2 separate regions of the Mus musculus genome follow, and region 2 is linked to region 1. The links are chromatin loops, found by intact Hi-C in ENCODE. Cell type or tissue: heart. All regions are shown on one strand. Each heading gives the region's core, and the rest is flanking DNA. Links, peaks and the distances in the headings are about the cores only. Region 1 holds the start of Fam20a (family with sequence similarity 20, member A). Region 2 overlaps 1700012B07Rik (RIKEN cDNA 1700012B07 gene).

Region 1 (2,910 bases), core at 107-2,606:
ACAGTTAAATTGGGCTAGCAACAGAGTTTCAACTGAGATTTATGGCTTTCTCATCTTCCAGAGAGACTCCAAAACCACCCCTGACACCTCACTCTGAAATCTCTGTATTAACAGATGGGTGTGTCAGGAACACGGAACCCTGGATTCAAGTGACCAACAAGCTCTAGACTTTGAAAGAGCCCTTAATTCATATGAAGGCTTTCTGCTCTAGGCTGGGGGACCTCCCAACAGCCTCTACCTCAACATCGCCAACACACTCTTGTTAAAACAAATTTATCCTAGATACGTTATCCAACATGCCCTTGTGAAAACACTCTTAGATTTATCCTAAATACTTTAATATTTAACTCCAATTTTTGCTTTCAGATTACAAAATTCCTAGGCCTCCAGCCCCCGAACCCCGAACCCCGAACCCCTTTCTCTCCAGTAGCCTCAGCCCAAATCATCACAATAATAAAAGATGATAAATTGCCTTCAGTTTGGAACATTGCCTAAACACCCGACAGGCCCTGTTTAATGAGCAACAGGGATTGGCCGTATCAGAGTTTGCTCCAGCTGACCTCTTTGGTCTCCAACCCTGAGCAGAGGGACAGGGACGGGGGGGGGGGGGGGGGGGGAAACTGGGTCTTTGGGATATGACAGTCAGATCTGACCAAAGAGCAGAGCTGAGTGTCGCCAGCCCTGCTCTCTGTTTGCAAAGTTCATTCTGGAAAACAGCAGGCCCAGAGCAGCTGTCCACAGCAGGACAGCGCGAAAGAGGCCCGAGAAAGCATTGGGACCAGGAAACTGACTGGCTAGAGAACCCAGGAACTCGAGGGGAGTGGCTGGGAGCATTTCTTTGCTGTTGCTCAGAAATCTAAGGCCTGCTACAGCTGGTGGGCGTCCAGATGGGGATCGAAGCCTAGTGCCAGGCTGTGACGGCAGAGTGAAGTTCCCACAGCCCAGGGTGGGAGTGGACATGGGTAGCCAGGACCTGGAGGGTCATGCTAGGGAGTCCGGTGCTGGGGTTCCTCGGAAGGGTTCTCACCTGTTCCAGCGGGCCACCTTCCTCCGGTAATACCGCAGCGCCTCCTGGCTGGCCAGGAGCCAGTCTTCGGGTCCCAGGAGAGGCGGATCCTCCAGGACTTGGTAGAGCGAGTGGGCGAAGAGGGCCTGCAGCTTAGAGCGCGGGGCAGGGTGGCCGCGGCTGGGATGCTCAACCCGGGGCAAAGCTCCTGAAAAGTTGTGCGAGGCTGTGCCAAGGTCTCGGGAGGCTGCGGCTGAGTGTAGAGACGCGGAGGGGGCGCGGCCAGAGCACGGGCAGGCGGCGGGGCGCTCGCCCGGCCGGAGCTGGCGCTGCACTTGCGGCCAGAGGTGGAAGTAGAGGTCGGCGGAGAAGAGCGCGCCCAGGAGCAGCAGGGCCAGCAGGCGGTCCCTGCGCAGCCCGGGCATGGCCCAAGCGGACACCCGGGAAACACTTGGGGTGCAGACGGAAGAAGCTCCTGGAGTCCGGAGGAGGCTGGAATGCTCACACAGGGGATTAGCTCTTCCTGGAAGGGTGTCTTCCCTGAACTTGGGGACCGCGTGCAGGAAGCTCACAGTGTTGACAGCGTCGTCTTTTCTTGCCCAGTAGAGAGGCAGGGTTGGGGTTCCCTGGCTACCCGGTTGTTATTTGAGTCTCTTTGCCCTGTGACCCCCTCTGCCAGGGACCGCTCAGGTGGGGAGGTCCCGTGGAGGAGTGCTGGCTCTGGTGGCCGTGTAGAGGGCGATCACTGGAGGGAGCGCAAAGGAGCTCTCGCCCCCTAGGAGGAGGCTGGAGAGACTGCGTAGCCCGGGGCGTCTCTTCCAAGGATGCTGTCTCTCCGCAGCTGCTGAGACAGATCCAGCGGCTCCTCCTGCAGGCGGCAGGGACTCCTGTGCCCCGGGCTGGCAGGAGCGGAGGGAACGCAGAGTTGACAAAGCAGGGGCGACTCAGGGCGAGCTTGTCTTTGCGCCTAGACTCCTAGAGGCAGAGGTAACGCGGAGCCTCCCCGCTGCCTGGATTGGCCTGGCGCCCGCACCTCCGCCCACTCTTAGCTGGCACCTGCCTCTGGCATAGCTTGCCAGCCAAACTCCCAATCCCTTTGCTGCCGGCTCTGCCCTTCCACCTTGTCATCAATCCTCTCCTCCGGCTCCTCCTCTTTGTCCCCACTTTCCTTGCTCAGGGCTCTTCATACACATCCTGGTGAGCCCAAGAGAGGTGGACTTGAGCCTTTCATTTCCATTTTTAGGGTTTTTTTTTTTGGGGGGGGACAATGCAAACCCTTAAAAGCCTTTCTTCTGTAAGCTTTGCCAGATGTGTGTCTGGGGGTTTGGATTTCATTTCTCAGCATACTCGCTGCAGGGCATAAACTGGATTCATAGCAACCAGCACATAGTAGGCACTTGCTCTGAAGATACTCACGTGGTGCACAAAAATAGCTTGCCCTTTAAAAAATAAGAGCCCCTCCCACTCCCCTTAACCTAGAACCTGGGTGATTTCCTGTTTGGATGGAGTTTGACTCCAAATCTTCCAGTACTTTGAAAAGAGGAAATGGCAGGGAGGGAGGGGCCCCAAATGACCCCACTCCGAACTCTTGAATGTAGCTTGGTGTGAAAGTAGTCCACCCAAATGAATCACTGGAGGACCCGCTTACTTAGGCTTTCTCCTGATATCCTGTGAGGTCATTTACACTTCTCCACCCCGTGTTCCTTCCTTCTGAGGATCAGGGGAGGGCAGCCCTGAAACCTTGGCTTTCTCTGTTTTATAATTTGGGAGCATAGTAAATGCGAGTCTGCCTGGAGAGGTGGCCCCACCCTGGAGAATGTTCAGGAAAAGACTGTTTCCCCCCAGCTGTTGCCTGCCTGGGCAACAAAGCGCCTATGTATGCTAATTTCATTGGTTAAGGATCT
Region 2 (2,910 bases), core at 295-2,794, 71 kb after region 1:
ATGAGTTTTATTAGCTTCCTTTATAGTTAGAGATGAGCCACCCCATTCCAGCAAAGGAGGAATTTTCTTTGAGCTGGGAGTCTCTCTCTCTCTCTCTCTCTCTCTCTCTCTCTCTCTCTCTCTCTCTCTCTCTCTCCTCTTTTTCTCTCCTTTCTCCTCTCTTCTCTCAATCTGTCTCTCTCTCCCACCCCAACCCCCACTCTGATCAGCCGCATTGTGAGGAACTAAACCCAAGATGCTCATATAATATCCCAGGAGTAGCGAGTGAGCAATGTTGGACTTCTGGTGCAGAGTGGCAGCCTTATCCTAATAATTTTTCAGGCTTCTGAGGAACGTGTCTGGTTGTGCCTCTTACACTTCCTAATGGTTCAGCCCATGCCAGAGCATAATATGGTCATTTCTTAGATCATATAAATGTGGTCATATGTGAGGCTGGCTCAACGGTCTCGGATCCCTGGACGTTTTCAGTTTTTACGTCAGATCTTGCAGTGAGGGACCACCATACAAGTTTTGCAATTTCATTTCATGTCGTTATATTTCATTGTTTTAACTATTGGGGGGAATAAAGGCTTTTTAATGTGGCTCACTGGCTTGTCCTTCTCATGATGGCCATCATCGTTTCCCAATGTCAGCTCTGGAGACAGGGGTGAATCCTGGAGGTTCATGTCACCGAGGGATGAAGGGTTTATTCTCCGCCTGTGAGAACTCATGGGCAAGTCTCTGGGCAGCACCAGCCTTCGCATCTCCTGTGAAGCAGGGAAGACTTGTGGTGAGAAGGGGCATGGAGGTGGAGAATACCTGTTGATATCTCCAAAGGGAGCTGTGCCTGGCTACACCTTCCCAGGCTCAACCCCTGGCTTCCCTATGGAATGCTAACAGATGAAGACAAGCAGCGGTGTTTTTCTAGCTTTAGGCCCTGTGTACAGAGTGTGCATGATACGTGACAATTGGACAGAGTGCGTGAGAATTAAGTGTTAGCAGAGTCTTCAGTGCACAACCTGGGTGGTAGTTTGAATGAGAACTCCCCCCCCCCCCAGTGATGCTGTTTGGAGAGCTTTGCTGGAGGAAGTACTGGGGGAGGGGGGAAGTGGCCTCCCTCCACTTCCTGTTCTGCCCTTCTGCTTCCTGTGCATAGAAATACATCACCAGCTGGTTTCCTGTTGTCATATGCTGCAGGATCCCCACCATCATGGACTCCATCCCTCTGGAGTCATAAGCCTGAATAAACCCTTCCTGCCTGCCATCATTTCTTGTTTTATCACATTAACAGAAAAGTCACTACTGCAACATGACATGAGTTAATAACTTAGCACATGGGAGATAGTCTCTTCCCATAGAGGAGGCATCCATTTGTAGGGGTTTGTTCTGCAGCAACACCACATGCTGATATAAATGGCTCTTAGCTCCTTCTGTGTAATCAGTTTATGCATCTTCTCATTAACCACGTATCATGACTGCATGACTTTGGTTCACGGCGTTTGTTCCTGGGGTTCCGGGAAGAACAGAGGCTTCTTGGGGGTGGGGTTTGGATCCCGTTCTCGTGTTTGGGCCTGGACAGAAGCACAGTGTCTGAAGAATATTGGTCAGTGGACAGAAGATGAAATGTGGCTAGTTTCTAGAAAGGTCAGAGAGTGGTAATTTTCAAATTCAACTTCACATGGGAATGTGGTTAATACGACAAACCATCTGGTTTGCTCCGGTCCAAAGGAGCTGAGATATTCGCTTTTAGAATGAGGACCTCGGAGTCTTCTGAGACTCAAGATTCCATGTGCTAAAAGTTGGAAACTGCAGGGACAAATGTCAAAGTCACTCTTGGCAAGCTAAGGATGCGCTGGTGACTTCATGTGCGGAGCTTGAAGACCTGCAGATGTGATGTCTGGGATCCAACCCCAAGCCTCTCATCTAACTGTTCCGAGGAAGGCTTAGACATTATTAATATATCTGATTTCCTGGCTGATCCTGATGTTCAGTAAGCATTAGTACAGATGTGTTACAAGCAGGATCCAGCACACGTTGGAGGGCTGTGACTAGCTGCAGTTGGCATGCTGTCTCTTCTGTGCTCAGGGTTCTAGTTGTTTAACCCTGTTAGTTACCCTCCTAGTGGGTAATTTTCTGTGGGTGCCATCGCAGAAGCAAGGCTGGGACGTGGTTGACTGGGTAATAAGGCACAAAGGCAGTATACAGAATAATTCAGGAAGGCAATTCCAAGCTCCCGCCTGCCAAAAAACCCACCACATAATTGGAATCACAAAAGCTTGGGATCCACACTGTGTGTGTGTGTGTGTGTGTGTGTGTGTGTGTGTGCACATATGTGCACATTCATGGGTACATGGAAGCCAGAAGAGGGTGGTGGATGTCCTGATCTATCATTCCTTGTATTATTCTCTTGAGCCAAGGTCTCTCACTGAACCCATAGTTAGACGACATCCACTAAGCCCCAGGGATCCTCCAAGGTCTGCCCCTTGTCACCCATAGAGCTACAATTGCAGGTATGCACGGAGCCACGTCCAGCTTTTTTATGTAGATGTTTGGGGATTTGAACTCAGGCCCGTATTGCTTGAACAGCCCATTAAGTCATTGTCATAGCCCCAGGAGTCTACATTTTTACACAGTCTGTCCAAGTAATGCTGAGGCACACTCAGATTTTCAGACCGCAAGTATACCAACTGCTTCTCCTTTCCAGTATAGCTCTTCCTGTGGAATTGCCTCATTTCTGAACATCACAGCTGTAGCCATCCCCTGAACTCCTCCCACACGTCACTGTCCCATATGATAGGAGAGACTACTTATGGTGGCAGATGGGAGGACAAGTCTCAGCACTTTACCCCCTCCTTTTCTGTGAGCTGGCAGTGAGTGAAAGCAACAGAAGTATATTCCTCTGTAGATAATGAGTCCGGAGAATAGATGCTT

What was found. Hi-C counts contacts between places; a loop is a spot of excess contacts. Peaks named below come from ENCODE experiments on the same cell type or tissue, not always from the same donor. Only the 100,000 strongest peaks of a DNase experiment are listed, where the experiment ranks them.
Region 2: it touches region 1 in a loop (1.9-fold over the local background); 3 of 42 quality-filtered maps call a loop at or near these places.

The regions. Positions count from the first base shown.
Region 1 is chr11:109,720,285-109,723,194 of GRCm38, forward strand. Fam20a (family with sequence similarity 20, member A) reads right to left here and starts at 1,954. Exons shown (of 11, transcript NM_153782.2): 1 at 1,028-1,954. The coding sequence starts at 1,431. In heart, for the core only: CTCF peaks have their summits at 1,326 and 1,887; DNase peaks (open chromatin) are centred at 957 and 1,687; H3K4me3 peaks cover 1,687 bases; H3K27ac peaks cover 1,256 bases.
Region 2 is chr11:109,791,049-109,793,958 of GRCm38, forward strand. It overlaps 1700012B07Rik (RIKEN cDNA 1700012B07 gene), which reads right to left. Exons shown (of 5, transcript NM_027038.1): 5 at 513-746. The coding sequence ends at 519. Among named protein-coding and RNA genes, the nearest start is that of Gm11683, 4.7 kb to the right of the region's middle. In heart, for the core only: no CTCF peak of the experiment used is centred there; no DNase peak of the experiment used is centred there.